Linked DNA regions of Homo sapiens: region 1 is linked to region 2. The links are chromatin loops, found by intact Hi-C in ENCODE. Cell type or tissue: psoas muscle. All regions are shown on one strand. Links, peaks and the distances in the headings refer to the core of each region. The heading gives the core; the rest is flanking DNA. Region 1 overlaps NCOA6 (nuclear receptor coactivator 6). Region 2 overlaps PIGU (phosphatidylinositol glycan anchor biosynthesis class U).

Region 1 (2,918 bases), core at 181-2,680, 190 kb before region 2:
GTGGGAAGGATCACTTAAGCCCAGTTAGGTCAATGCTGCAGTGAACTGTGATCTCACCACTGCACTCCAGCCTGAGCAACAGAGTGAGACCCTGTTTCAAAAAATAATAATAATTTTTACATTAATTACATGTTGAAATAATACATTGAATGTATTAAGTAAAATAAATGATAATTTCATCTGTTTCTTACTGTGGCTTCTAGAAAATTTTAAATTGCATATGTGGCTCATATTATATTTCTGTTGAACAACACTTGGCTAGGTAGATAATTTAAGGCCTTGTATAGGCTAAGAAGTTTGGCCTGGCCTGGCACGGTGGCTCATGCCTGTAATCCCAGCACTTTGGGAGGCCAAGACAGGCGGATTGTCTGAGGTCAGGAATTCGAGACCAGTCTGGCCAACATGGTGAAACCCCGTTTCTACTAAAAATACAAAAATTAGCCGGGCGTGGTGGCAAGCACCTGTAATCCCAGCTACTCGGGAGGCTGAGGTAGGAGAATCGCTTGAACCCGGAGGCAGACGTTACAGTGATCCGAGATCGCGCCATTGCACTGCAGCCCAGGCAACAGTGAGACACTCCGATTCAAAAAAAAAAAAAGAAGTTTGGCCTTTATTTCTAAACTAGTGGGAAGCAATGGAACTGTTTTTAAGGAATGATACGAACTGATGTCCTTTTCCAGAACAATATTCTTTCTACTTAGAATGTCTTAACAAATTTTGTATATTAATAGTTCCCTTCCTTTAATGGAAACCCTCATGACCTGTATTCTGTTTCTCTTTTTACGCCTGACTTCTAGAGGCAAGCTATAGCATCTGGTAGCTCCCAGTGATTGCTTCCTTTTTGGTAGGCTGTTTGTTCCCTGTGACCAGTGAACCTCCCTGGTTAAAATAGACATAGAAAGCTGACCTAGCCAGGCATGGTGGCTCACGCCTGTAATCCCAGCACTTTGGGCGGATCACAAGGTCAAAAGATCGAGACCATCCTGGTAAACATGGTGAAACCCCGTCTCTACTAAAAATACAAAAATTAGCTGCTTGTATTGGCACGTGCCTGTAATCCCAGCTACTCGGGAGGCTGAGGCAGGAGAATCGCTTGAACCTGGGAGGTGGAGATGGCAGTGAGCCGAGATTGCACCACTGCGCTTCAGCCTGGCGACAGAGCGAGACTCCATCTCAAAAAAAAAAAAAAGGAAGGCTGACCTAGATCAGTGACAGAACAGAGGAAACTGCCATACCTCATTAACTTTCTGTTTTACCATCAGACCCTGTGAATCAGAACCCTACAGTTTAGAAGGACTTGGGTGAGTGCAGCCTTTCAGCTCAGCAGCCACAGACTAGCTATATTTTAACTCTCCACAAGGTGGTGCTCTCTTACAATAACAATAGTCAAAATTTTGGATTAAGTGCAAGAAACATTCTGTTGCTTGTTTCAGAGACGTTTTTATCATTGGACCAAGTAAGATTTAAGTTGCCTCTAAGTTTAGAGTCTACTTAATTGGAACACTTCTAGTAACATTACCTATGAGGGTACTGTGAAGCTCAAATAAGGTAAAATTAAAAATCCTATGCAGGCTGGGCACCGTGGCTCACGCCTGTAATCCTAGCACTTTGGGAGGCCGAGGTGGGTGGATCACGTGAGGTCAGGAGTTCGAGACCAGCCTGGCCAACGTGGTGAAACCCCGTCTCTACTAAAAATGCAAAAATTAGCTGGGCGTGGTGGTGGGCGCCTGTAATCCCAGCTACTCGGAAGGCTGAGGTAGGAGAATCCCTTGAACCCAGGAGATGAAGGTTGCAGTGAGCCAAGATCACACCACTGCACTCTAGCCTGAGTGACAGAGCAAGACTCCATCTCAAAAAAAAAAAAAATCCTATACGTAGCCGGACATAGTGATGTGCGCCTGTGGTCCCAGCAACTCAGGAGGCTGAGGCAGCAGGACCCCTTGGGCCCAGGAATTTAAGGTAGTGGTGAGCTATATGACTGTGCCACTGCACTGCAGCCTGGGTGACAAAGTGAGACCCCATCTCAGAAAACAAAAACCTATAAAAGTATTGGTCCTGTCATTAGGTGTCTCAGAAAGTAGATTTGTAGCAACCTATCTCCTCTTCATTGCATGATTTTTTTCCTGCTGGAAATATGTTTATATTGCAGTTATTGAATGGAATTGGTATTTTGTTCACAAGTGTTAGTGTCCCCACACCAGTATAGGTTCTTTCTTCTTTAAACCTACTTATATTTAGTGTCTACCTTCTGATCATAAATTACCAAAAGGAAGTCTAGGATTTTGAGAGTTTTTGAGAACATTTTCTTCCATTACACACACACACACCCCACACACACACACAATTGGTAAGATGGTTGAAAATAAATATTCAGAGTTCCAGGATCTCTGTTGATACTAAGCATCATTCATGGTCACCCTGCTTCCCTATTACAAGTAAGAATTGGTTATATCTCCTTGTGCTTCATGAAACCTGCTTAGATGGGTTGAAGAAAGACCCATCTACATTGAACCCACCATTTTTCTGGTGGTAAACTAACCATAATTCTTCAAAAGCACAGAAAACTAAAGCACTTATATAGCTGTCTATAAACAAAATTTGCATTTTATTCTAATGATTTCCTTTTTATCACTTGACTCATTTTCAGGGGAAGGTGCTATTAACCTGGCTTTGGCTCAGAACCGAAGCCAAGATGTGAGAATGAATGGACCCATGGGAGCTGGAAATTCAGTTAGGATGGAGGCGGGATTTCCTATGGCAAGTGGTCCAGGTAAGACCTCCCACTCAATTGTATGACATTTTACTAGTTTCCTTTTTTGGCTTATTTGATCATTTGAGCCCTGCAAGATAGGTGGGGGTTCATGGCATACTTAACATCTCTATTTGCTGAATCAGGAAAGCTAGACATGAGTCCTTCC
Region 2 (2,918 bases), core at 103-2,602:
AGGAAGCAGTGTCTTCTGTGGTGACATCCTCTCTGCACAGACAAGAGTCACCCAGTCCAGCAGGTTGAGAGTCAGCTTGGGGCCCCTCGGCAGAGTGGCCAGTGACAAACCATGAGACCACCAAAACATGGACATGCCTCAGTTTGTGATAGTGGATTTCAAGAATGTAGAATGGATTTTTGTGGTTGCCCATCCCACACTGGGCACTCTTTCTCTCTCAGTGACTGTCTTTCATCCCATTTGCTGAGCAGTCTGGAGAGTCACTTGACTCCGATTCCTGGCATTGCCATTACGAGCCCCATGTGTTCTTAGGCACATCATTTAACCTTTCTGAGCATCTGATTTTTCCATTAATCAAATAAAGAAAATAACTCATGAGTGTGTTAAGTTTGAGAAAGAATATCTGTAAATAGCACTGCAGTTAGTATCGTGAGTAATAATTATGCAGGGGAGTCTCTCACATAGTTCCGTGATCAGAGCTTCGGGCTTGGTAGCCAGAGTCATCAGAATAAACATATTTTTCAAGACGAATAAACTATTTTATGCCCTCTGGGGTGAGGAGGCACAAAGAAGAAGGATGGGGTTTCCAGAAACCTGAATGATCTAATAGTTGCTTTTGCTGGCTGGCAGGGCACATAGTCTGCAGGTTCAGGTTGTCTGAAGATCCTGCAGAGAACAGTAGCTGTCCACCTTTGCTTCACTGCTCCTGCAGCAGGGAGTACACGTGCTTGGAGAACCTGCTTGGGGCTTGACAACTGTGAATCATTATTAGCTGGGAGCAGCATCAGCCCTGGTCCTTAGGACCTATGAGTGGGATGTATGTGTTGAGACGTGTTTAAGCCTACGTTGAATATATTTAATGTGGCTAGGAATTCCATTTAAACATTAGCTGTCAGCGCTAACATGCATGCTCCCACATTCACCTTTCTGTTTTCCTGTGCAGTGGAGAGGAGAAAAGGAACGTGGCCCCTCCCTGAGTGTAGGTCCCAGACGCTGGACTCTCTGGAGCTTGGATGAGTCATACAGACGCACAATTGTGGTGTTAGGGAACAGCCTGCTGGCAGAACCCATGCCAGCCTGCATGGTACAGCAGAAGGAGCCAGTTACCAAAGGGCTGGATTTGTGTGTGTGTTTGTTTTGTTTTTATTACTATTGTATAGCGATAAAAGAATGTTGATAGATATACATATAAAGAATCATGATAAAATATATTCCCACGTGTTTTGGCACCTCGTTTAAGAAAGGGAATATCACCATGGCCTTTGAAGTCCCCAAATCCCCCCTGTTCCCCTTCTGATTGGACTGGATTTTTCAGGTGAGATTTTCTTTCCGAATGCCTGAGGCTCTGAAGGGAAAGTGGCTTGCCTGAAGTTCCAGTTCATCAATCATGGTGCCAGAGATTGGATAAGCCACCCAGTGAATGTGGTGGGGAACCTGATTCCATCTGGCCTCGCAAGTCTGATGAAGGGTGAAGCCTTTCACCTTGTTAGGCCCTGGTCACCTCTGACGCTTTCTGATGCCTGGAACAAGCTGTCCCGTACCCCAGGTCTCCAGCTCCATCTGCTCTGGCATATATAGCTTTAATCTTCTGGCCTGTCAGCCAGCAAGAGTGAATAGCAGCTCCCCATTCCTGCAGAGGTCACCACAGGCCAGAAGCCAACTGCATGCTGGTGATGGTTCTCTAGCCGCATGGGAATGTATCTTTGCAGCCCTTCGAGATAGCACCCAGAGGCTGCCAGTGAGCTTCTCTCGTCTCTTTGCACTTGGTTTCCTTCCTGTCACCCTGTCTGAAATCTGTGTCCCTGGCTGGAGGCACAGAACAAGAACCACCTGGTCTGGCAGGCTGCAAACATTTTATTTTGGGAATAGTCTGTATTCTTTTCAGCAAAATAATTTCCAGGGGATCAGAAAGAACCACTGAGAAATGTACATAGTGATGTTGGGTTAGAGGAGTGGGAAGCATTTGTTCTCCTTCTTGAGGTAGTAACATGGTTTAATAATAATAGTAATTCTCAGTGAAAACGTCCCTTTGCAAGACTCCTTGTTCCTGGGAGGTCTCAGGAGGCTTGAGTCAGGGTTTTGGCCTCTCATCTTTGAAAACCCAGAATTGAGAAACTTCAGATTAGAAAAGAGGATCTTGCAAGCCCTCCAGGCCAGTGTCCAAATTGTGGGATTTCTTAGACCACTAATGTTTCAATAAACTCGGGTGACAGATTGCCAGCTTTTTATTTTGCTGAAGACATTAAAACAATCAACTACCAGCCATTCTTCCCCATGTTATAAAATGAAGGACTTTTTAATGACAACAACAAAATGATACCTATCATTTCTCAATAAAGAATGAACTGTAACTTGAAAACATTCAGCTTTACAAAGAACTGTGAACTACCGTGTCCTGATTATTCTCCTTTTGACACAGTTGGGTGGCATCTCTGTTGCAGACTGTAAGGGGCTGCAGCTGTAATCCAGTGGTTCGCAGCCTCGACTGCATATTGGAATTACCTGGGAAGCTTTTAAAACCTCATATGGATGCCTGAACCCCACCCTAGAGACTTTGACTAGTCTGAGGGCTCTCCGTGTGATTTCATTTTGTTTTGTTTGTTTGTTTGTTTGTTTGTTTTGAGACAGAGTCTTGCTCTGTTGCTCAGGCTGGAGTGCAGTGGTGCAATCTCGGCTCACTGCAACCTCTGCCTCTCCACTTCCAGCAATTCTCGTGCCTCAGCCTCCTGAGTAGCTGGGATTATAGGCACCCGCCACCATGCCTGGCTAATTTTTGTATTTTTAGTAGAGACGGGTTTTTGCCACGTTGGCCAGGCTGGTTTCGAACTCTTGACCTCAGGTGATCTACCTGCCTCAGCCTCCCAAAGTGCTGGGATTACAGGCGTGAGCCACCATACCCGGCCGTGATTTTGTTTTGT

Evidence for each region. A loop is a pair of places that touch in the nucleus more often than their neighbours do. Peaks named below come from ENCODE experiments on the same cell type or tissue, not always from the same donor. Only the 100,000 strongest peaks of a DNase experiment are listed, where the experiment ranks them.
Region 1: it touches region 2 in a loop (3-fold over the local background); 49 of 110 quality-filtered maps call a loop at or near these places.

What each region holds. Positions count from the first base shown.
Region 1 is chr20:34,768,316-34,771,233 of GRCh38, reverse strand. NCOA6 (nuclear receptor coactivator 6) reads left to right here. Exons shown (of 15, transcript NM_014071.5): 5 at 2,648-2,770. Among named protein-coding and RNA genes, the nearest start is that of NCOA6, 56 kb to the left of the region's middle. In psoas muscle, for the core only: a CTCF peak has its summit at 1,342 (motif pointing right); no DNase peak of the experiment used is centred there.
Region 2 is chr20:34,577,419-34,580,336 of GRCh38, reverse strand. The region is part of intron 10 of PIGU (phosphatidylinositol glycan anchor biosynthesis class U); the gene reads left to right. Among named protein-coding and RNA genes, the nearest start is that of MAP1LC3A, 20 kb to the right of the region's middle. In psoas muscle, for the core only: a CTCF peak has its summit at 1,057; DNase peaks (open chromatin) are centred at 1,036 and 1,587; H3K27ac peaks cover 1,280 bases.